6 separate regions of the Homo sapiens genome follow, and regions 1, 3, 4, 5 and 6 are each linked to region 2. The links are chromatin loops, found by intact Hi-C in ENCODE. Cell type or tissue: endothelial cell of umbilical vein. All regions are shown on one strand.

The links. A loop is a pair of places that touch in the nucleus more often than their neighbours do. Peaks named below come from ENCODE experiments on the same cell type or tissue, not always from the same donor. Only the 100,000 strongest peaks of a DNase experiment are listed, where the experiment ranks them.
Region 1: a loop joins it to region 2, with 7 times the contacts of the local background. A loop is called at or near these places in 3 of 110 quality-filtered maps.
Region 3: it touches region 2 in a loop (6-fold over the local background); 7 of 110 quality-filtered maps call a loop at or near these places.
Region 4: a loop joins it to region 2, with 2.9 times the contacts of the local background. A loop is called at or near these places in 6 of 110 quality-filtered maps.
Region 5: it touches region 2 in a loop (3-fold over the local background); 6 of 110 quality-filtered maps call a loop at or near these places.
Region 6: it touches region 2 in a loop (2.6-fold over the local background); 3 of 110 quality-filtered maps call a loop at or near these places.

The regions. Positions count from the first base shown.
Region 1 is chr3:11,494,356-11,498,355 of GRCh38, forward strand. The region is part of intron 20 of ATG7 (autophagy related 7); the gene reads left to right. Among named protein-coding and RNA genes, the nearest start is that of VGLL4, 150 kb to the right of the region's middle. In endothelial cell of umbilical vein, no CTCF peak of the experiment used is centred here; a DNase peak (open chromatin) is centred at 1,886; H3K27ac peaks cover 2,989 bases.
Region 2 is chr3:11,566,940-11,570,939 of GRCh38, forward strand. All of the region lies in intron 2 of VGLL4 (vestigial like family member 4), which reads right to left. It also overlaps a transcript of ATG7 not described here. Among named protein-coding and RNA genes, the nearest start is that of VGLL4, 75 kb to the right of the region's middle. In endothelial cell of umbilical vein, no CTCF peak of the experiment used is centred here; DNase peaks (open chromatin) are centred at 1,392 and 1,762; H3K4me3 peaks cover 544 bases; H3K27ac peaks cover 4,000 bases.
Region 3 is chr3:11,512,693-11,516,692 of GRCh38, forward strand. All of the region lies in intron 20 of ATG7 (autophagy related 7), which reads left to right. Among named protein-coding and RNA genes, the nearest start is that of VGLL4, 130 kb to the right of the region's middle. In endothelial cell of umbilical vein, no CTCF peak of the experiment used is centred here; a DNase peak (open chromatin) is centred at 1,719; H3K27ac peaks cover 2,033 bases.
Region 4 is chr3:11,718,939-11,722,938 of GRCh38, forward strand. It overlaps a transcript of VGLL4 not described here and a transcript of TAMM41 not described here. Among named protein-coding and RNA genes, the nearest start is that of VGLL4, 77 kb to the left of the region's middle. RefSeq lists silencers at 120-1,039, 1,280-1,649. In endothelial cell of umbilical vein, no CTCF peak of the experiment used is centred here; DNase peaks (open chromatin) are centred at 743 and 1,783; H3K4me3 peaks cover 2,228 bases; H3K27ac peaks cover 938 bases.
Region 5 is chr3:11,476,866-11,480,865 of GRCh38, forward strand. The region is part of intron 20 of ATG7 (autophagy related 7); the gene reads left to right. Among named protein-coding and RNA genes, the nearest start is that of VGLL4, 170 kb to the right of the region's middle. RefSeq lists an enhancer at 3,559-4,000. In endothelial cell of umbilical vein, no CTCF peak of the experiment used is centred here; DNase peaks (open chromatin) are centred at 186, 936 and 1,856; H3K4me3 peaks cover 795 bases; H3K27ac peaks cover 2,860 bases.
Region 6 is chr3:11,801,946-11,805,945 of GRCh38, forward strand. The region is part of intron 7 of TAMM41 (TAM41 mitochondrial translocator assembly and maintenance homolog); the gene reads right to left. Among named protein-coding and RNA genes, the nearest start is that of TAMM41, 43 kb to the right of the region's middle. In endothelial cell of umbilical vein, a CTCF peak has its summit at 2,250 (motif pointing left); a DNase peak (open chromatin) is centred at 2,236.

The DNA of each region.
Region 1 (4,000 bases), 73 kb before region 2:
GCTCCTTGATACCATCTGGGTAGGCCTGATGGTTGGTTTTCTGAGAAGGGAACTCAGATTAAGACAAATGTAACTTTAAGTTTGAAAACTGGGAGAGTCCATTTCTGTGTTAATTCAAAAGAAATCATAAACATCGGTTCTATGGGACAGCTGGGCCGGTTTCAATGGGCTGTTCTGTATGTGAGGCAGGTGCCCTAGAAGGCAAAGCTAGGATTAGGAAGAAGTTATAGGAAATAGTCTTTGGTTCCATTTGGCAAAGTCCTTTTTCATCACTTTAAGCTGTTGAGCAGAGCAGAATAGATCATCTCTTGATGGAACACAGATATGGAGGACTCACATTTATGGAGGTTGTGTCAGATACTAGTCATAGGGCTTTGGCAGCCATTTGTCAGAGGTGTTGAGGAGGGGACTCATGCACTCTGTAAAGGCTTGAACAGGCCAGGCATGGTGGCTCACACCAGTAATCCCAGCACTTTGAGAGGCCAAGGTGAGTGGATCACGAGGTCAGGAGTTCGAGACCAGCCTGACCAACATGGTGAAACCCCGTCTGTACTAAAAATACAAAAATTAGCTGGGCATGGTGGTGCACACCTGTAATCCCAGCTACTCGGGAGGCTGAGGCAGGAGAATCGCTTGAACCTGGGAGGTGGAGGTTGCAGTGAGCCGAGATTGCACCACTGCACTCCAGCCTGGGTGACAGAGCAAGAGCAAGGCTCCGTCTCAGAAAAAAAAAAGGCTTGAACAGATGTTCTCTAAGGCCCTGTCCAAACCTGACAGTCTATGACTGCTTATGTGCTCATGTAATCAAAGCAGACAGGGCAGGCTCAGTTGGGTACGTGGCTTAGACTCCCCAGGGAAGGAGGCAGGGATTGTCATGGACCTTGAAGTATGGACAGAATTAAGGATCATGGGATGAATGATGAATAAAAGCTGGACAGTAGGAAATGGAGATTGGGGCTTCCTGCTACAGGTAGTAGTGTACTGCTAAAGCTTTACCGGGTGAGGGATAAAGTGTCTCATCCTGAGGAGAGATGAGGCACTGAAATCCATGGACACCCTTGCTCTCAAGTGGTCTCATACAAGGAGACAGGCTGGCAGAGACCCCCAGACATCTTGATAATGCCAGCAACTCCCTGCGCTGTTGGTCAATAGAGAGAGGGTGCCCAGACCAAGCCACTGACTAGTTGTGCTCCAGAAGGGTGCAGGCAGTTTCCTAACGACTGGAAAAAGACAAACTGTTTAGGAGATGAGGAATTAGACTTAATGATCCACCTATGGCCGTATTTGAGGTTTCACATTTCTCCTAATGCTGTCTTTAAAACTCCTGAAGCTGTAAGTCAGTCATGACTGATGGCCATCATTCTAACAGCCGTGGATATCACCAAGTTTCTATTTTGCCGTGTTTCATAAATGTGGTTCTAGAGAACTCTAGCTTTGTTCTAGCCACTAGCACACATTTTCAAGTTTTATTTAACTTCCCACATTCTCCCTTTATTTTCTCTTAATGGAATGGCCAACAGCAAGATGCAAAATATATATAATGGATGTTAACGCAGTTCATGTGCACCGTAAGGACTTATACTATATTGTGTCATTTTCATAGGCGCGTCACGCTAGCATTTCCAGGCACTTTCCACATGGTAGCCCTATGACGTAAGTAAATTTGGGCATGCTCCCTGCATCACAGATGAGGAGGCTAAAGCAGGAGAGTTTAAGTGACACAGTGAGAGTGGGTACACAAGTACAGAGAATAGCCCATTCCGTGAGAGGAAAGGCCATTAAAAGGAGGACGTTATCGCTCTTTAACTAAAAAAAACATCCACAGAGAAAGGGTTTGGCATTGGCAAGGCCAAGTTAAACAGGATGCAGCATTCTCTCCAAGCGTTTCCACTGCTATGCAGCCTCTCCTCACACCGGTGCTTTTGGGTCACTTCCTAATCCCTGAATGGGTTCGCTGACCTGTAAGGAGCAGTGGGAGGTGGAGATTGCTTGCATAAACTCATTGAGGGAAGTGATCCTGCAAGTTTCCCAAGGATAAGAGAATGTTTTCCCTCCCTCCCTTCCTTTCTACTCTCCCTCCTCCCCTACTCTTGAAACAACCCTATCCCACCTACCATAGCACAAGCTGTAATACCAAGTTGCTCTTCTCTGAGGGCTGCTGAGGCTGGGACTTTGTGTCCTCGCTGGACCAGTGCATTAGGGACTATCAAAGAGATTACAATAGCCAAGGGCCATTTAAAGAAACCAGAGAATGCCTGCATGACTCTTCATGAAACCTTGACATTTAATAATCCCATCACAGGAGGGGTCCCAAATACTGTCTCATTTGATCTTGTTGTACCCTGTTTGAGTAAAGAATTGAGAGTGTTTTATGGGCTAATTCTGTGGGATGTATTATCATACTTTCTGAAGCTGGAAAAGAAAAATAAAGCTGTTAATACTTGGATCTAAAATAAACAAAAATCCATAGGCCTTTCCTTATGTCATGTCTTTTTATTATTTTTTATTTTATTTTATTTTTTGAGATGGAGTCTCGCTCTGTCACCCAGGCTGGAGTGCAGTGGTGTGATCTCGGCTCACTGCAACCTCTGTTTCAAGTGATTCTCCTGCCTCAGCCTCCTGAGGAGCTGGGATTACAGGCGTGCACCACCATGCCCAGCTAATTTTTGTATTTTAGTAGAGACGGGGTTTCACCGTGTTGGCCAGGCTGGTCTCAAACTCATCAACTCAAGTGATCCGCTTGCCTCGGCCTCCCAAAGTGCTGGGATTACAGGAGTGAGCCCCCACGCCCAGCCCCTAATGTCATTTCTGATGAAACCTTTATTGTATATTTCTCATGTTTGTAATTATTTCAGTTTCAAAATATGTTATTCTGGCCAGGCACAGTGGCTCATGCCTGTAATCCCAGTGCTTTGGGAGGCCAAGGTGGGTGGATCACTTGAGGTCAGGAGTTTGAGGCCAGCCTGGTCAACATAGTGAAACCCCGTCTGTACTAAAAATACTATATATATATATATATATATATATATATATATATTTAGCCAGGCATGGTGGTGGGTGCCTGTAATACCAGCTACTCAGGAGGCAGGAGAATTGCTTGAACCTGGGAGGTGGAGTTTGCAGTGAACCAAGATCACACCACTGCACTCCAGCCTGGGTGACAGAGCGAGACTCCACCAAAAAAAAAAAAAAAAAAAAAATTCTGTCCCCCTATTTCCCCTGATTTTCCGTAGTCTTTACCCTATCTCACTTGGATGTTATTCTATCTTAATGCAACTCGTACAGTGCTTGTCTAGTCCCTCGAGATACAAAGCAGATCAGTTACTTAATTTTCATTTTAAATGTTGTTTGTGAGCCGTTGTTGAAGGGCAACTTTGGTACACGAGGCTGGTTTTAGTTTCCCATGTCTCTGCCAATATTCCCATCTGCTGTATACATTCACTGCTATTATAATAATAATAGTTTACAGGAGCCCAGATTATGATATTTTAATAATATAGAGCCCTTTGTTGACATAAATGGTTCACGAAAGTTGAAATGAAATATTAAAGCCACAATTTTGGTTCTACTTATCATTGCATGGAAAAGACTGGACCTGACTCGTCGGGTAGACGTGAGCCTTCTTTGGAGATTTAATATTTCTTTGCATCACAAGTCATTGAGTCCTCATTTTAAGAGTGATGTTGAGGGCTAGGACCCTCTTTGGTGGTCAAATTAGAATTCAACCCCAGTTAAATCCTGACTCTCAATCCAGTATTCTTCCTCCTATTCCATGAAATCCCTGCATATATACACACATATACATACATACATACATATGTACATAACCCACCTCTTTCTCTAGAATTGAGGCTGTAGTCTCCAAACAGAATTTCCAAAAATTTGATTCCAGTGTGCCCCTATTAGAATTCCAAAACAGCAATCTTCCCAGCACAATCAAGGGACACAATTCCTGCTATCTGGGATGATATTTTTGGCAGCTTTGCAGTGCAGTCCCCTG
Region 2 (4,000 bases):
GTGGAGTGGAACTGTGGGTGGGCAGAATCATGGAGAGCTGGAGGGCTGAGGAGTCAACTGGAGGCGCATTCAAGCCTTTAGATGGACCCTGCGGCCCAGTCGGTGAGCTGCTAAGGGCTGAGCAGGAGAAGCACCAGAGGGGGCCTGAGTGCAGCCTCGGCTGTGATGTTGTGATGTCATTCTGCGCCATCTCCAGCAGGGGCACGCGCTCAGCTTAGTGACCCGAGGCGTTCCGAGCCTCGGCGTCCCCATGTAACCATGTGGTCACAGTAAGATCCACCCAGAGGACTCTAAATGGGGGACAAACAGCACACAAACAAAAACAATCAGAGCGGCGCAGTGCAGCCCTCAGTGAGCGCCAAGAGAACCCTGTCAGCCCTAAACCGAGTATATTGATTATAGGGTGATTAGCTGTACAGGACCCAGTATTCGTTTATGGGGTTTTTTTCTTCCCCTTTATTTTCTGGCTGATGATACAGAATATCTTAAAAGCAATTAAGGATTAAATGTTCAGCCCATTAAGACAATCATGGAAGAGAATGTTCTGGCAGAGTCTAGATAGTAGGTTCCATCCACGCCACACACATCCTGGCGATTTTCAAAACGTTAAAATACTAAAAACCTTAATACTGAAACCAGCCTGTCCATAATGTCATCTGTCTGTGGCGATTCAGAAGACAGCACAGGTTTCTGCAATGAATGCCTCAAGGGTTATGATCCCAGACACCGATGTCACCAGAAGACCTTCCGCGGAACGGACGTCAGGCCAAGCAGTCCTGAGATCTGCTGGCTTCTACCTAAACGGGACTTGGTTCCTGAATACTCAGTTCATCAGTGTCACCACACATCCTCATCTTCAGTGTCCCGCTCCCTTCTAAATTCAGATAAAGATACAATTTTATTGTTAACAACATGAGTGAATGGCTTCTCTCCACCCCAGGTGATGCTTCCACGGGCCACTTCATGAAGTGCATAGACCTGGGGGCTCATGTCCCAGATTCAGGAGAGCCTCAGACACAGTCTGCCTCCGAATTTAGACGTCTGTTTACTCAACCAGCGCTAGTTAAGTCCCTGTTCTGTGGAGGTTCCAGAACTGCAGGGTTACAGCCCTGCCTTCTCATGGGCTTACAATCTAGCAGGGACAGAAAGGCCCGGGAGGGGCTGCAGCTCCCAAGTGACAGCTCTGGATCCGGGCAAGGATAAAGACACCCCCGGGTGGCATGGAGGAGCAGACTAAAGGTCAGGCGTCTGCCCATGTCCAAAGCCAAAGTCGTGGTACATAAGGCACTGCCCACCCCTCGCACCTTATGTCCTAGGGGCACGGCACAGTCACGCAGATGACTCAGCTGCGCCTTAGGAAATCCAAGCATGACTATGAGACCACATCACAGAGGAAAGGGGTGCCAGGGCCGCCAGCTGCCAGGGCAGAGGTAAGGACGGGGCAGCCCTGCACCTAAATCTGCCATCTATGCTCCCACAGCCCCACTGTGCGCCCACCCTACGCAGGGCAGCAGGGAGAAGGGGACTTCCAGGCCCACTAACTGGAAAGACAGTCCGTGGAACACAGCACAGTGGGCACTATGGGTCAGACAAAGACACTGAAAACAGCGAGAAAAGGCCTGGAGAACTGGCTGGTTAATTTTAGTAAAATTATACATTACTCACATTTCCAGCTCATTTTCCTGGTTCCCGGAGCTTCAAGACAGACATTGTTTTCCAGGCCCCGCTCGCCCGGATGAATCACCTCCCGGCCACTGCTTCCCAGGCGTCATGTGCTCCCGGGGACGGCAGAAAACCGCACGCATCCTGCCCGGGAGATGGAAGTCGCCTCCGCTCCTGGTCAGGACTGTGCCCGAGAGAGCCCACGGCATCCCCGCGAACACCCAAAGGACTCTGAGTGGCTCCGTGCCAGGCCTATCAGAGCCGCTGAGGCTGCACGGCACCCGGCCCCGCCCCGGGCCTCATCCCCATCCTAGGCGGGCACTTCCACTGCCAGCTGCCCACGGAGAGAAAGATGGAAAGAGGAGGGAGGGAAAGAGAGGCCTACAACACCATCATCCAGGACAGAGCTTTCTGAGTACTGAAAGCCACACGCTCTCTAAGCTAAGAAACCAAGAATGTCCATAACATCTGGGGAAAAGTAAACCAGATTCCAAGCAGTGACATTGAAAGAATCCATCACGTGAAAGAAGTGCACTGCGTCTATTTGATACTCATTAAAATGAGTTTCCCACCCTCCAACAAACGTGCTTTGGGATGCTTAGCCCTTAGCCCCATCACCTGACGTTCTGAGCCTGCGCTGGGCTTCATTCACCGTGGACTGCCACAAGCTACACTGATCTGAGTCTGAGTTCCTCTGCCTGGGGAGGGGGTATGGGTACAAGACATTTTGAGGATACATTCTGGGGTCCCCAAAGGCCCCTGAGCACCATGGCATGGCAGGTGCTCCCACCCAGTGAAAGAGATGAGGCCCAGGGCAGCCTTGGGCCCTGGCCTCCCAAAAACCAACATCCTGAGGCGGCAAAGCAGCCCGTCCCCATGCCAGGCGTTGCCTGGCAGGAGTAGAATGAAGGCTATGCAGAGACATCCCCCAAGCACCAGAGTCCAGGTGGAGACAAGAGATTCAAAGGAGGAGGGGCCGGCACAGGGCCAGTGAGTGGGCCGGGACACAGCCCCATCTCCAGCCCTTTCGTCCTCTCTCTCCCACCGCAGCAGTTACAGGAGAATCCGACATCTGAGAACTGGCAGGACAGCCAGTCGTTCACACAGTCTTAACACATCATAATGAGACTGCTGGCTGGGCATGGTGACGTGCACCTGTGGTCCCAGCTACTTGGAGGCTGAAGTGGGAGGATCACCTGGGCCCAGGAGGTGGAGGCTACAGTGAGCCATGGTCACGCCACTGCACTTTAGCCTGGGTGACAGAGCAAGACCCTGTCTTTAAATAAATAAGATTGCTAGCACATCTTTAATCTTAAAAAGCTTCCTCAGAAAACAGACTTAATGCCACTGAAGGGTGCCCTGAAACCTGGTTAAAGTGGTCAGCTGTATGCTCTGCTAATTTACTACAGCTTTTTAAATAATAAAATTTTACCTGAATAATATAGACAGAACTTCCTCCCAACCTTTACCTGCTGCCCCCTGGGGTTTCTGATGTGCACAGGGCAGGTCAGCACCATCCCAGTTTTACAGAAGAGATGACCAAGGTGGAGAAGATGAAGGCTTTGCCTAGACATGCTGCCCACCACAGACACCGGCCCTGTGGCATCAGCCGCTCAGGGTCGTCACACCAGGCCCACCAAGAGACTCTCCATCACCTCGCAGCTCCATCCCAAGCTGCCAGGAGGCCTTTCCGACCCACCAGCACCATTTCCACCCACCTTCCTGCCCCAACTGCAGAGACACAGGAAAGGAGCAGTGCGGAGATGCCGGCCACCAAGGTCTGTCCCCGGACAGTCCTGCCACGCTGGCTTTCTCAGTCAGTAAGCTTCTGAAGCACAGCTCCCAGGGGACCCCGGTCCCTGGCTGGACCGTGCACTCCCGGGAAGGCTGACACTGCAGCCCCCACGCCCTAATCTCCTTGGCTCCGCACGGGTGACCACATACCAGATGTTCTAATAACTGTCCATAGAGTAAATAAATCATTAAGGTACACATAGTATGTGTGAGTCCAGTTAACAGCGTTTGTGGCAAATGACAAGGGAGTTAAGGAGATTTCAGAGAAAATGACTGGTGGCAAAGACTTTTTTCTGAAAAAGCAAAATTTAAGGAACATTTAAATGTTGGGCATAAACAGTGGTGAGATGTCTTCTCCCTTTTAGTCCCTTCCTCCAACTTCTGTTGTCCTCCTCACCTCCTCCCTGCTTCTAAATGTCCCCGAGCTCATCCAAAGCACCCCACAACACACACACAGGAGTGAACTCATCACCGTGGCTTCTCTCCCCTTGTGAGTGGGAGAATTCACTGCTTCCCAGTGAGCAACAAGGTGCCTGGGTGTGTC
Region 3 (4,000 bases), 54 kb before region 2:
GTGTGGACCCAAAGAGTGAGCAGTAGCAAGATTTATTGCAAAGAGCTAAAGAACAAAGCTTCCATAGTGTGGAAGGGGACCTGAGCGGGTTGCCATTGCTGGCTCGGGCAGCCTGCTTTTATTCTCTTACCTGGCCCCACCCACATCCTGCTGATTGGTCCATTTTACAGAGAGCTGATTGGTCCATTTTACAGAGAGCTGATTGGTGCGTTTACAATCCCTGAGCTAGACACAAAAGTTCTCCAAGTCCCCACTAGATTAGCTAGATACAGAGTGTGGACACAAAGGTTCTCCAAGTCCCCACCAGAGTAGCTAGATACAGAGTGTCAATTGGTGCATTCCCAAATCCTGAGCTAGACACAGGGTGCTGATTGGTGTGTTTACAAACCTTGAGCTAGATACAGAGTGCCGATTGGTGTATTTACAATCCCCTAGCTAGACATAAAGGTTCTCCAAGTCCCCACCAGACTCAGGAGCCCAGCTGGCTTCACCCAGTGGATCCCGCACCGGGGCTGCAGGTGGAGCTGCCTGCCAGTCCTGCGCCGTGCGTCTGCACTCCTCAGCCCTTGGGTGGTGGATGAGACTGGGCGCCGTGGAGCAGGGGGCGGTGCTCGTTGGGGAGGCTCGGGCTGCACAGGAGCCCACGGGAGGCAGAGGCTCAGGCATGGTGGGCTGCAGGTCCTGAGCCCTGCCCCGCGGGGAGGCAGCTAAGGCCCAGGGAGAAATTGAGCGCAGCACCAGTGGGCCAGCACTGCTGGGGGACCCAGCGCACCCTCTGCAGCCGCTGGCCTGGGTGCTAAGCCCCTCATTGCCTGGGGCTGGCAGGGCCAGCCGGCCGCTCCCAGTGCGGGGCCTGCCAAGCCCACGCCCACCCGGAACTCCAGCTGGCCCACAAGTGTGGCGTGCAGCCCCAGTTCCTGCTCCCGCCTCTCCCTCCACACCTCCCTGCAAGCTGAGGGAGCCAGCTCCAACCTTGGCCAGCCCAGAAAGGGGCTCCCACAGTGCAGCAGTGGGCTGAAGGGCCCCTCAAGTGCCGCCAAAGTGGGAGCCCAGGCAGAGGAGGCGCTGAGAGTGAGCGAGGGCTGCGAGGGCTGCCAGCATGCTGTCACCTCTCACTTGGAGTGCTTTATGAAACGTAGAGAGCATAACAACAGCAAGAATATCGTAGCTGCTGTCTTATGAACATCTACTGTGTACCAGGCACTGGGTTTCTTTTTTTGAGGCAGCATCTTGCTGTGTCACCACTATGCAGTCTTGATCTCCCACGCTCAAGCAGTCCTCTCACCTCAGCCTCCCAAGTAGCTAGAAGAACTACAGCTACTCATGTGCCACTATGCCAAGCTAATTTTTTTTTGGTTTTTTAGTAGAGACAAGGTCTCAGCCACTGTGTTTAGTTTAACACATGACTGTCTCATCTAATCCTGATAAATACCCTTGAAAATATTAACACCGCTCTTTTATAGGTAAGGAAAGTCAGGCTCAAAAAGATGAAGTAAGTGGCCCAGGATGACAAACGAAGGAAAGTGGTTGAGTCAAGATTGGAATCTGGCCAGTGTGACTTTTAGACCCATGTTCTCATCTACTAAGCAAACTGTTTTCCTTCCCATAATCAGGATTTGCAAGAGAAGCATAATTAACTTTGAAGATGGGCGTTTGCAATTCATTTTCTTGGGATGCCCATCTGACCTTCCCTTTTCAGATCAGCAGGCAGTTTCCTGTGCTTAGGACTCATTCCCCTCTGCAGAAGGAACTCTGGTGATTTTCCCACCGGGAGAGGGAGACATGAGATGTGGCTTCCTGTTCCAGGAAATACCGCCCAGTCTTTTTACCCACCCTCAGCCACCCCATGCACTATGTTAGTCATAGTCAGTGCATGGCGCTAGCCAGCTCTATGGTGATTCTGCCGGGTAAGCCACTAGCTGTTGAGATGACCAAAGCTCAGAAAGTGCTTGCTGCATTTCTGTTTCTGTTGTTGACAGTGGCCTGATATGCATAGCATACTTACATAGCTCCACTTTTCAGAGCCTCTGGCAGGTACAAATTAATCAATCCCCTGGCACAGCACAGTGCTAACCACAAGGAGAAAAGAAAGAGAAGTATGTTCCACGCAGGAGAAACTGCCAAGTTGCCAAGTGCATCTGGTCTAGGTTTTTTTTTTTTTTTTTGGAGAGAGAGTCTCGCTCTGTCACCCAGGCTGGAGTGCAGTGGCATGATCTCAGCTCACTGCAACCTCCACCTACCAGGTTCAAGTGATTCTCCTGCCTCAGCTTCCTGAGTAGCTGGGATTACAGGTGCGCACCACCACACCCAGCTAAATTTTGTGTTTTTAGTAGAGACAGGGTTTCACCATGTTGGTCAGGCTAGTCTCGACCTCCTTACCTGGTGATCTGCCCTCCTCAGCCTACCAAAGTGCTGGGATTACAGGCATGAGCCACCGCGCCTGGCCTAGGTTTTAAAATGCTTCGTTCCTGAGAAGATCTGATAGAAGTTGAATTTTAGTTTTAATTCAAGAAAAGGGACACTATAACACTTAGCCACTTTTCAGTGTGTTCATGTCTCAACTGAGAGGTGGTGTCGGTGTTTCTACTCACTGTGTCTCTTGCGCGTGTGTGTGTATGTATGTATTTTTGAGACAGAGTCTCGCTCTGTTGCCTAGGCTGGAGTGCAGTGGCACGATCTTGGCTCACTGCAACCTCCACCTCCCCGGTTCAAGCGATTGTCCTGCCTCAGCCACCTGAGTAGCTGGGATTACAGGCCCGTGCCACCACGCCCAGCAAATTTTTGTATTTTTAGTAGAGACGGGGTTTTGCTGTGTTGGCCAGGCTGGTCTTGAACTCCTGATTACAGGTGGGATTACAGGCAGGAACCACCCCGCCCAGCCTCAAGTGTATATTGACAAGACATTGTCCCAGGGGTAATGACAGAATTGAAAATGGTGACATGGGGCAGTGGGCTGCACGGCCACATGTATACATTAAGCCTCATAGAACTGTTCTCTCTTTCTCTCTCTCTCATACACATACACATCAGTTTTATCACATGTGAATTTTTAAAATATTTTAAGTAAGATGGACCCTTTTCCTCAAAGAGTGTAGGTACAGTTTAATGGGGGATAAGACAATGAATTCTCTTGCTGGGCTAAAGACAGTCTAAACCACAAGAGAAGTTGAAAAAAGCAGTGCTGTGGGGCTTGAAGCCAGCATGAGACACTGCTGGCCACGGGAAGTCTCAGCCTTGATGGTTGGGTAGTGTGTGCTGAAGATCAGAAAGTTTGTGGAAGGGCAGGGTAGAGGCATGGGGGAAGGACATACGTTTTGGGAACAGCTCACATTCCTTTTTAAAAAAAAAAAAAAACAAAAAAACATAGGACATAGTTCCTAAGCTGATGTTTGTTGAGCACCAACTCTGTACCAACTGCTATGTTAGTTTCTGGGGACTCTGAGATGGAAAGAATGCATCCCCAACTCATCAGGGAAGATATACAGATGGCAAATAAACACATGAAAAGATGTTCCAATAGCATTAGGAGATATACCTAATGCTAAATGACTAGTTAATGGGTGCAGCACACCAACATGGCACATGTATACATATGTAACAAACCTGCACGTTGTGCACATGTACCCTAAAACTTAAAGTATAATAATAATAAAATTAAAAAAAAAAAGATGTTCCACATCATATGCCCATTCAAATGACTAGATACCATGTAAACACCTACTAGAATGGCCAAAATGCAAAACACTGACAACACCGAATGGTAGTGAGAATGTGGAGCAACAGAAACTCTCATTCATTGCTGGTGGGAATGCAAAATGGCACAGCCACTTAAAACTAAACACACTCTTACTGTGTGATCCAGCAATTGCACTCCTTGAGATTTACCCGAATTAGTTGATAATAGGTCCACACAAAAACCTGCACTTGATGGTTATAGCAGCTTTATTCATAATTGCCAAAACTTAGAAGCAACCGAGATGTCCTTCAGTAGGTGAATGGA
Region 4 (4,000 bases), 150 kb after region 2:
TAGCCCCAGCAAGCACTGTCTTCATAACCTAAGACAGTTAAATGTCTCAGGGTGATGAATCAAAGGAGACTTCAAGCAAAACAAAAAGCGAACAGCCCTGTGCTCTTCCGCGAGGCCTGCACTGGGTGCAGGGAGAGTGTGCAGTCCTGTTTTGGGGACCGGGCAGGAAGCACAGGAAGAGTACGGTGCCCCTTCCCGCAGTCCACATCACAGCCCTCCCTGAGGCCGGCGGGGACCGCGGGGTGCCAGGCGCGGGCCTCCTCGCCCGCCCCGAGCCTCCGACTCCCAGGACGTCCTCCGGGAGCCTAGGCGCTTCCGCTCCCACCGGCGCCTCCCGAGCGGCCCGGCAAGGACCCGCCACCTCCTCCCTCCCGCAGGGCATCCCGGTTCTGCTCCGACAGCCCACCCCAAGGCCCCTCTCAGGCCAGCCCTCGCCCAGCCCGGGTCCCGCCCCGCCGACCGGGTCAACCGCACTCACCGCCCGGCGGCTCTGGGCGCGCCCGCCTGGGGCCGGCCTGGCCCTGCGGGGGACCCAGGGGCGGGGACGGGACCTGGGCACGCGGGGCGCACCCCGAGGGCGCGCAGACGCACAGGCGGGCTCGCGCCCGAGCCCCCGCACGGGCCCCCGCCAAACACGCACACGCACACGCACGCGCGGACCGGGCCGGCGGACGGGAGCGCGGGAGCGCGAGGAATCCCTGGAATGAGGCACCGGCCAACCTGAGCCGGGCTCCGCCAGGCCAGCCAGGCCACGCCCTCGGTCACGCCCCTCACGGAGCAGGTGGGGGCTGAGCCAGGTGAGCCGGGAGGGAGATAGGGGCGAGGCCTCCCGCGGCAGGGAGAGGCCGCTTTCCCTCCCCCGCCAGCTGCGCGCCCGGTGCCAGCTCGCACCTCCCGGGCCGATGCCGGCGCGCTGGGGCAGTGAGGTTTGTCGGGGCGGGCGCTCCCGAGAGGCGCCAGCGGGCAGGGCGAGTGGACATGGCGCACACTGCTGTGGACACGGCATCTCGCACGCCCCCGCCCCCGAGGCCCCGCCAGGGGACACAGCGCCGTGCAAATGTACAAACACAAACGCACATTTCGTGCGCGCCCAGGTGCCCGCCGCGCTCCCCACGCGCGCACAGTAGGTCCCTGCTCCCGGGGGACAGCGCACGGGACGCCGACGTTCACAGTCCAACCAGACCCGTCCCGCGGACCTGCTGCCCTTCCCGCCACACACACCCCGCCAAGCGCCCGGAGTTCAGCCGAACCTGCGGCACCCACGCCGCCCTCCGCTTCCCCCGGCTCGCGAGCAGCCGGATAAGGGCGCACCACCCGCCCGCGCCGGTTCGCCGTCCACACCCGCTCACCCCCGGAACGCGGCGCACCTTCCGTCCCCCGCCTCCCGGGCCCCGTCGCCCCCTCTCGGCACCCGCATGCCCGAGCCGCGCTCCCCGACGGCCGACGGCCACGCACCTGAAGGGACAGGTCACACCGGCTGCGGGAGGGGCTGCTCGGCGCCACTGCGCTCAGAACGGCCGCGGCGGTCCCGGGCGCTCCGACGCCGCTGGGTTTCCTCCCATTACAGCATGTTGCACTCCAGCGCTGCACTTCACACTCGCACACGCGCACACGCACACGCGCACAACTCCAGGCGCTCGGCGGCGTCCTTCCCCCGCCTCGCCCGGAGGAGGAAGTCCTAGTAAATCAAAACAGGCTGGGAGGGAGGGAGATCGGAGTGGAAAGAGTCCCCTTCAGCCGCTCACACACCAGTGTTTGCTGTGTTTGGCAAACTCCTGGCGTCCACAACCCGGACTGCTCTGAAATGTGCCCGGGGAGGGGCAGGGAGGAGGAGGTAAAACGTTTCTAATTGGCGCAGGTTCTTATATTACAGCAGCAGGGCAGACATGTGACCACGAAAAGAAAAGGCCTGTCTTTAATTTTTTCCTGTCTTTCTCTGGGGATTTGGTGGTGGGGGGCCGGGGGATAGAGGCCTGATACCCGCCCCCCGCCATCCCCAGCAACCCTTGCCCTGTTGTTTTCTTGTACTGCCACAATTAAGAAAACATTTGCTTAACATATCCAGCGGCTAACTTCATAAAATAAATAGAGACTGGACTTCCTCTGGTTTGCTTTAAAAGGCTTCATGTTGCTTGCCTTCTGGCTGTTCTCAAACCTCAGTCATTATTAGGAGCCCCTACCGTAAGGGCTTTCCCTGGGAGAGGGCTCTGCTGAAAGGGAATGATAACAATGAAAACAAATACCAGCTTACATTCGTGCTGGAAAAAAAAAATGCTTTGCAGTTTTCAAACTGTTTTCCCATCTGTTGCCTCATCTGATCATATCAAGGAACAGCACGGTGTCTCACTGGATCTTAGCCCCTGTTGGATATGCAAAGACAGGTATGCGTAGTTCCATGTTTCAGTGAGATTAAATGGTTTACCTAAAGCAGGTGGAGGTGTTGCCCGAAACTTGGGGCCCCTTGTGAAATGTACTCTCCTCCAGTCCATACAGGGCCTCTGGAGATGGGACAACCCAACTTACAAGTCAACCTAGGAATAGGTCCCCTGGCTTTCCTGATTCCTGGATAAATATTCACAGATTAAAGCTCGGAAGGTTCCCAGTCTTCCCAAAGGTACTCTTACATAGACTCCGTTTTAGTCCATCAGTAGTCTCGGACTAGGAAAAGAGAAATCCTGAGAAAGACTGTAAATAGGAGATTCATCCTGCCAAACTCAGACAGGGAATGAGGAAGGAATGAGGACTGCCTGGGCAGATTCCAGGAAATATGGTAAGACAGAAAAAGGGTTTTAGATTCAGACAGAATTTGAATCCAAACTCCGCCTCTATTTGTTATAGGATTTGGGGCAAGTTATCAAACCTCAGTTTTCTCATCCGTAAAACAGAGATAATGCTTCTTCGAAGAGCCGGTGTGGGGTTACAGGCTTCGCAGAGACGTTTAATGAATACTCACATCTTCCTTCTCTTCTGACTTAAATCCAGTCCAGGTGGGCACCTTATGAACAGAGGAAAATGAAATGCCCAGACAACGCAAATGAATAATGATAACAATAATAGTGCAACTGCATATTTATAAAAATGGCCCAAGGTTTACAAAGTGTTCCCACGTATTATTATCTCATTTGATCTTTATGACAACATTGCCATTTGTTTGCTGCTAAATGATTTCCATTTTGGGTCAGTGCGGAGGTCCTAAAGCTGCCTCTTTAATTTCCATCACTGCTTGGAGCGAACCTTACTCTGCAAATAAATCATGGGGACAGAAGACCTTTTCTCATGGATGTGACCAGTCTTCGACCTTTGCAAGGATTAATCTCACTCTTTGCCTTACATCAGCATTAGCGTGACTTAGCTCTGGCAACATCTAAGCCTGGTCGTTTTAGTCTGGCTCTTTTAGTTGTGCAAAGGAGAGACACACTCAAGTTACTGTAAGAAAAAGGGGGGTTGTTGTAAAGGTCTAGGGGGACTGGAAGTGGAACGTGGCAGACACATAGAATATTATACAGTAACCTAAATTAAAATGACTTACAGTGACCTCAACAATACAGATGCATCTTGACAATGTTAACTGAAAAAATTAAGTCCCAAAAGATTACATACAGCATAATACTCTATTTGTAATGTTAAAAATAAAATTAAAAATAATTTTAGTGGTACATATATCTGCAATAAAATGATATAAAAAATAAGTCAGGGCCAGCCTGGCCAACATGGCAAAGCCCATCTCTAGTAAAAATACAAAAAAAAAATGGTCAGGCGTGGTGGCTCACACCTGTAATCCCAGCACTTTGGGAGGCCAAGGTGGGCGAATCACGAGGTCAGGAGTTCAAGTCCAGGCTGGCCAACATGGTGAAACCCCGTCTCTACTAAAAATACAAAAATTAGCCAGATGTGGTGGCACGCTGCTATAATCCCAGCTACTCAGCAGGCTGAGTCAGGAGAATTGTTTGAACCCGGGAGGCTGCAGTGAGCCGAGATCATGCCATTGCAGTCCAGTCTG
Region 5 (4,000 bases), 90 kb before region 2:
TTGTTTAATGTTGAGCATCTGGATTAAAGGCTTCTTTTAATCTTAAATACAGATTATGGCCCTCTTTCCCTTTAAGCAAACTGCCATAAAACCCTGGCACCTTTCCAGTTTTCCTTATTAAAGCCCTCTTTATTACAGTGTTTTCCGATGGCAGTCATTAAATGATTGTTATGCACAATGGGCACTTGATTATAATTATTTAACTGGCAATCAGTTATTGCAGCAATTTGGTGGTGTAATTAAAAGGGAGCATGTTTGTACCTGCCAGCATCTTTGAGATCTTCGGCTCTGGATGAAGCAGGAGAGGCAGAACATAAACAAATGGACGGAAGAATCAAGCACTTCTGTGAATGGAATCTTTTATTCCTCGCCCATCTGATTCTTGGCTGCTTTGTTCCATAAGGTAGATGAACAATGATGATAAAATAAAATGTAAATAAGAATTTTTGTGCTACAAACTCCTGAATCGATAAATACGTTCAGTAATGAATGTAAGTTTCTCCATGTGCTGTGAAATGCTAAATGGATAGAAGTGTATTTATATAATTCTATTTCTTTTAAACACAAGCATCAGCATGTTTTCTCCCTCTAATTTATAAATGTCAGCACTTATTTCTTGATATATAAATTGATACAGGATGCCACAAACAAAAAGTTGCCGCAAAAGATAAGGGCGTTTGTTAGACACAGCTGGAAAGCTTTTTAGTCACTATAGAAGTTAGCAGGAATGTGATTCCAAAGTTAAGATGGCCCTCCTGAGTTATTCAGAACTCTTTCAGTTGTAAGTTGCAAATTTTAACCAACCTGAACAAGGGGGAATTTTTTTGCTTATGTAGTTGGAATGTTACTGGAACTACTCATAGGATTACAGGAAGAACTGCAGGAACCAGGACTCAGGGCTAGGAACTGGGAATCAGTACAGCCTAGACGCATTCTCTGTCCATGTCTCAGCTGAGCTTGCCTGTGTTTGGCTTCATTCTGAGAATAGTCTTACAGCTTATTTCTCCCTGTGGCAGGAAACAGGCCTGATATCAGTAGCCCCAGACTCCCATCTTCTTAGCTTAACTCCAGTGGAAAGCAGTCTCTATCTTCTACCTTTCATAAGTCAGTCTCGGGAAAGGATTCTGATTGCCCCTACTTGGCTCATATACCCATCCCTGGACTAATTCCTGTTGCCGAGTAAATAGCACAGTATGATTATCCTGCCTGGATCCCATGTAATACCTGTGGGTAGGGCAAGGAAGTTGGAGTCCTGTGACCGACAGTCTTGTTAGAGACATTATTAGTATGACCCCATCGGTGGTAGCTAATGACTGAGAAAAACATGGTGATTATTTTCAAAAATGAGTATGAAAATCTAAAGTATCCAAACTTAAAAAAAATTATTTAAATGTTTTCCCAGAATGAATCTCTATCTCTCTTTTAGAAACATCCCATTTTGTAAGACCAAGGTATGAAAGTATTCATCTGAGTTTCAAATGATTGCCTAATCTTACCTGTAATCATTATTGAGAACCAAACACCCATTAATGGTGTGGTCTAAGGACAAGGTCCTGAAGAGATGAGACTGGCGCATATTAAAGATGCCTGCTATGATGATGTGGCTGTCATGGCTACATTATCATGAGGGATTTGGAATCTGGGGTTCCAGAGAGCACGTTTTTAGCCACTATCTCTGACTATTAAATCACTTACAACAGCTTTGGATAATAAAATTCTCTGTTTCTCTCTTGGTTTGGTTCCATATTAGAATCTGCAAGTGCAAAGGCAAAACAGTCAGCAAAACAGCAGACTTAAATAGAAAAAAGCCCCAAAAGGAAAGGAAAACAATTGAAAATTTAAAAGAAAAACACCCCCACCCCCAAACATGATCTAATCAGTCTTCCTTATGGAGAAGTTATGAATCATCCTACTTAGCAAATAAGACAATTGAATGTGCAAGCCCAAACTTGAATTAAAGTTATTCTCAACTTCCTGTTTCTCTTATTAACATGCATTTATTATTTAATAAGTATTTATGTATATAATTGAGATATTTAAGCTCTGGGTAACTTAAGTGGCTGTAGAGTACTACCTGAACACACAAGGAGAAATAAACTTTGAATATGTGCCTGTATATTTACAACACACACACACACACACACACACACACACACACACACACACACACACACAATTTTTTACTTTGTGGATACTGGCCACCACTTGAAGAGTTTCTTGGGAATCTAATCTTCTCAATGGCAGGCTCCAGCATTGCCTTTGCCAGTAGTTTAGTTCATATGGACTTGATGCCAATTTTCTTTTCACATATATGAAATAACAGTTTGGCACATAGTAAATAAAACAGTGATTCCACAGAGAAGACTGGCACCTTTCAAAAAGTGAATTGGGCAGGTTCAGAGCTAATTTTTTCTTTAGGTGAACTGAGTTTAAATTAAATGTTGCAAGAGATTACCATATTTGTGTGAATTTCAAGAAGTCAAAGGCCGTGGCAATAAAGTATTTTCATTTTATAGAGTTTTTCTTGGAAAGGCCACACACCATATGACAGCAGAGTGCTTAAAACCCAGAGCCTGGTGCCAGCACAAAATCCAAACATCGTAAAGTTACTTCCAAAGCCCAGATATTGACCGATCCCCTCTCTTGGAGCAGTGCATCTTTCAACTAGTCCAAGTCCACCAGCCCAGAATCACCCTCCCAGCCTCAGATTTCAAGTTGGAAGCCCAAAGTAAGGCATGTTTTCTAAAAAGGAAAGGAAAAGCTATTGGATAGCAATTGTCAAGAGTCAAAAAATAAATAAATAAAAATAAGAATAAAATAAAATCATCCCCAATGGAGGAGCTTTAGCAAAAGAAAAGGGAGACATGCCATTGGTCACTGCTGCATGTATGCATTGTCCCTCGGTTGGTTTTTAATAAACCCAGCTAACCTCCCTCCACCAAATTGCCTGTATCTCTCCTTCTCCACTTAGGGCTGTGTACCATTACTAGAATATGAAATAGTGATTTGAAGGGGTCATTTGTTCAGGTTTTCCAGGCTTCTGCACTGCCTGCCCTGGAATCAATTTTTTTTTTTTTTTTGAGATGGAGTCTCCCTCTGTCGCCCAGGCTGGAGTGCAGTGGCACAATCTCGGCTTACTGCAAGTCCCGTCTCTGGGGTTCACGACATTCTCCTGCCTCAGCCTCCCAAGTAGCTGGGACTACAGGTGCCCGCCACCATGCTCAGCTAATTTTTTTTTTGTATTTTTAGTAGAGACGGGGTTTCACTGTGTTAGCCAGCATGGTCTCGATCTCCTGACCTCGAGATCCACCTGCCTTGGCCTCCCAAAGTGCTGGGATTACAGGCATGAGCCACCGCACCCGGCCTGGAATCAATTTTTAAAACCTGTCTGGGTGTGGGTGGCTTATGCCTGTAATGCCAGCACTTTGGGAGGCTGAGGTGGGAAGATCGCTTGAGGCCAGAAGGAGTTCAAGACCAGCTGGGCAACACAGCAAGACCCTGTCTCTACAAAAACATTTAAGATTGGCTGGGCGTGGTTGTGCATGCCTATAGTCCCAGGTATTTGGGAGGCTGAGGTGGGAGGATTGCTTGAGAGCATTATTGGGAGGGGGTGCGATGGTTTGCGGCAGGGGGCCGAGGCTGTAGTGAGCCATGATCACATGACTGCCCTCCAGCCTGGGCAACAAAGTATGAGACCCTGTTTCAAGAAACAGACAAAAAAACCTTACAATCTGTGCTCACTGGTTTCCTCGACTTCACCTAAAGGGTATCTGGGAAGGTTCTGCCTCCCCTCTGGGCTGGGAATGTATGCAGAAGACTTCTTTGAAAGCTTTGCTCACAAGGACTTGAAACCCAGGCTTCTCAGTGAATTTCCATAACAATTCACTGCCAAGTCACACAAATCTGTCAAGGAAGGCTTTCCTGGGAGAGCGAGGAGGGCCTATCCACTGGGTGACAGCTCGGCAAGTAGCCTCCAGTCCTGGCCGGCTGGGCCTCTCTT
Region 6 (4,000 bases), 240 kb after region 2:
TGCAGTGGCTCATGCCTGTAATCCCTGCACTTTGGGAGGCTGAGGCTGGCGGATCGAGATTCTAGGAGTTCAAGACCAGCCAGGGCAATGTGGCAAAATCTCACCTTGACAAAAAATACAAAAGTTAGCCAGGCATGGTAGTGTGCACTGTAGTCCCACCTACTTGAAAGGCTGAGGTGGGAGGATTGCTTAAGCCTGGGAGGCAAATATTCTAGTAAGCCATGATTGTGCCACTGCACCGTGTAGCCTGAGTGATAGAGCCAGACCCTGACTCAAAAAACAAAAAAGAAAAGTTGGTTCTTTGAAAGATACACAAAATTGATAAACCACTAGCTAAGACTAAGAAGACAAGAGAGATACAAATAAACAAGATACAAGACAAGAAGAGATACAAATAAACACAATCAGAAATGAAAAAGGAGACATTACAACTGATACCACAGACATACAGAAGATCATCAGAGACTATTATAAACAACTAGATGTCCACAAACTAGAAAACCCAGAGGAAACTGATAAATTCATGGAAACATAATCTTCAAGATTGAACCAGGAAGAAACAGAGTATCTGAAAAGATCAGTAATGTAGTAGCAAGACTGAATCACTAATAAAAATCTCCCAAGAACAAAAAGAAGCCCAGGACCTGATGGAGTCACAGCTGAACTCTACCAAACACAGAAAGAATGAATACCAATCCTTCTGAAACTATTCTAAAAAGATCAAGGAGGGAATTCTCCCTAACTCATTCTATGAGGCCGCTATCACCTTGGTACCAAACAGACAAGGACACAACACCACCAAAAAAGAAAATTATAGACCAATATCCCTGATGAACACAGACACAAAAATCCTCAACAAAATACTAGCAAATTAAATCCAACAGCACATCAAAAAGAGAATACATTATGATCAGGTGGGATTTATCCCAGGGATGCAAGGATGGTTCAATATATACAAATCAATAAATGTGATACATCACATAAACAGAATTAAGGACAAAAACCACATGATTGTCTAAATAGATGCAGAAAAAGCATTCAATAGCCTGGGCACAGTGACTTATACCTGTAATCCCAGCACTTTGGGAGGCCAAGGTGGGCAGATCACTTGAGATCAGGAATTCAAGGCCAGCCTGGCCAACATGGTGAAACTCCGATTTTACTAAAAATACAAAAATTAGCCAGGCATGGTGATGCATGCCTGTAGTCCCAGCTACTCGGGAGGCTGAGGCAGTAGAATTGCTTGAACCCAGGAGGCAGAGGTTGCTGCGAGCTGAGATTGCACCACTGCACTCTAGCCTGGGTGACAGAGATTCCGTCTCCAGCTACTCAGGAGGCTGAAGGGGGAGAATCGCTTGAAACCAGGAGGTGGAGGTTGCAGTGAGGTGAGATCGCGCCACTATACTCCAGCCTGAGCAACAGAGTGAGGCAGTTGCTCTGTCTCACAAAAAAAAACAAAAAACAAAAAACAGATGTTGGTGCAGATGTGGAGAAAAGGGAATGCTTATACACTGTTGAAGGGAATCTAAATTAGTATAGCCTTTATGGGAAACAGTATGGAGATTTCTTAAAGACCTAAAAATAGAATTAACCTTTGATCTAGCAATCCCATTACTATGTATACATCCAAAAGGAAAGAAATCATTATATCAAAAACAAAAACAAAAAAAACCACTCGTATGTTTACTGCAGCACTAGTCACAATAGCAATGATATGGAATTAACCAAAGTGTCCATCAATGGAGGACTGGATAACAAAAATGTGTATATATCTACATCTATATCTCACCTTGAATACTACTTAGCCATAACAAAGAATGAAATAATGTCTTTTGCAGCAAGATGGATAGAACTGGAGGCCACGTGTATAAGTGAAATAACTCAGAAACAGAAATTCAAGTATCACATGTTCTCACTTTAAGTGGGAGCTAAACAATGTGTATGCATGAGCATACAGAATAGAATGACACTGGTGACTATAAAAAGTGTGAGGGTGGGAGGAGATGAGGGTTGGAAAATTACCTATTGGGTACAATATTCACTATTTGGGTGATGATGGGTACACTAAAAGCCCAGACTTCACCATGTAAGAAAAATGCACTTGTATTCCTTAAACGTTTTAAAAATTAAAAAGAAAAAAAAGTGAAGGGGAAGCAAGCAGTAAGCACTCAGGGGAAGCAGCATCAGCACTCCAGGGCCACAAGGACAGCTGAGCTGTGGGTTCTGTGATCAACTGCCCTCTGCTGGTGAGTAGAAATAATGAGTGGAAAGAGGACCAAAGGCTCATTTCAGGTTGAAGGTGTCAAGAAGATCTTTTTCAGCCTTTTATTAGAGAAAAATTCAAACTTAAATAACAGACAGAAGAGTATAAAACAGCCCCATGCATCTTTACCTAGCTTTGACAATATATCAGCTCATGGCCAATCTTGTGTCATCTACCCATTACCCACTGCCCTCTGCCATGTTTTATTTTGAAGCAAATCCCAGACAACATATCATTGCATCTGGAATTATTTTAGTATGCATCTCTAAAAGAAAGGGAATTTTTTAAAAAGCTCCATAACACCACCATTGTCACAACTGAAAAATAATTAACAATAATTCTAATAATTCCAATAATTCCTTATAGCATGGGACGCCAACAACAAAACAAATCATTAAGCCTCACCCAAGGAGGATCATGGCAAGGGAAAGGCAATCATGCAAAATTCAGATTAACAGCATGAATCACCCAAACAAACAAAAGTACCTCATCTTCAGTCTTGCCAGAGTAAACTAGCAGGAACATAGATTAAATGAATATCTTAACTGGAAATGCAAAGCCATGCACCCAAATGGTAGGAAAATCTTTAGTTCAGCAGATGTGACACAAGTGCTACTAAGTCTTTGTTGAAACTTTTATACAATGTTTTTATTATTATAATTTTTTTTTTTTTTGAGACAGGGTCTCACTCTGTCACCCAGACTGAAGTGCAGTGGTGCGTTCTTAGCTCAATGCCGCCTCGACTTCCTGGGCTCAGGACTACGGGCGCGCACCACCACGCCCAGCCCTTTTTTTTTTTTTTTTTTTTTTTTTTTTGAGACGAAGTCTCACTCTCGCCCAGGCCAGAGGCAGTGGCACAATCTTGGCTCACTGCAACTTCCGCCTCCCAGGTTCAAGCAATTCTCCTGCCTCAGCCGCTCAAAGGTGGGACTACAGGCATGTGCCACCACGCCCAGCTAATTTTTTGTATTTTAGTAGAGACGGGGTTTCACCATGTTGCCCAGGCTGGTCTCAAACCCCTGAGCTCGGGCAATCTGCCTGTCTCGGCCTCCCAAAGTACTAGGATTACAGGCATGAGTCACCACATCCAGCCTATTTTTTCTATTTTTTTAGAGACAGGGTTCCACCATGTTGCCCAGGCTGATCTCAAACTCCAGGACTCAAGTGATCCTCCTGCCTTGGCCTCCCAAAGTGCTGGGATTATAGGTGTGAGCCACCGCATCTGGCCTATTTTTGTTATTTTTAAAGAGACAGGGTCTTGCTGTGTTGCCCAGACTGGTCTTGAACTCTTGAGCCCAAGCAATCCTCCCGCCCTGGCCTCCCAAAGTGCTGGGATTATAAGTGTGAGCCACCATGCCTGGCCTTGTTGAATCTTTCCAGTGATTCAGGAGGGCAACACGGTCCTTGAGGGCCAAATGCTCAGAGGAGTATCCAAGCAGCTGGGCTATGAGACACTGAGAGGTGTGACCATACCAGCTCCCCAGCAATCTCAAACCCAGGGATTAGAATTAGGTTGAAAGATCACTCCCCTTTTTGGGCTACCTCTGTGCTATTTCTCCCTCTCTTGCAAATTTCTGTTAGCATGTCTCTTTTCCCTTCTAAATTATACGCCTCTGCAAGTCAGTATAGCATTTGATATGGTTTGGCTCTGTGTTCCCACCCAAATCTTACCCTGAATTGTAATAATCCCCACGTCGTGGGAGGGACCTGGTGGGAGGTAATTGAATCACGAAGGCA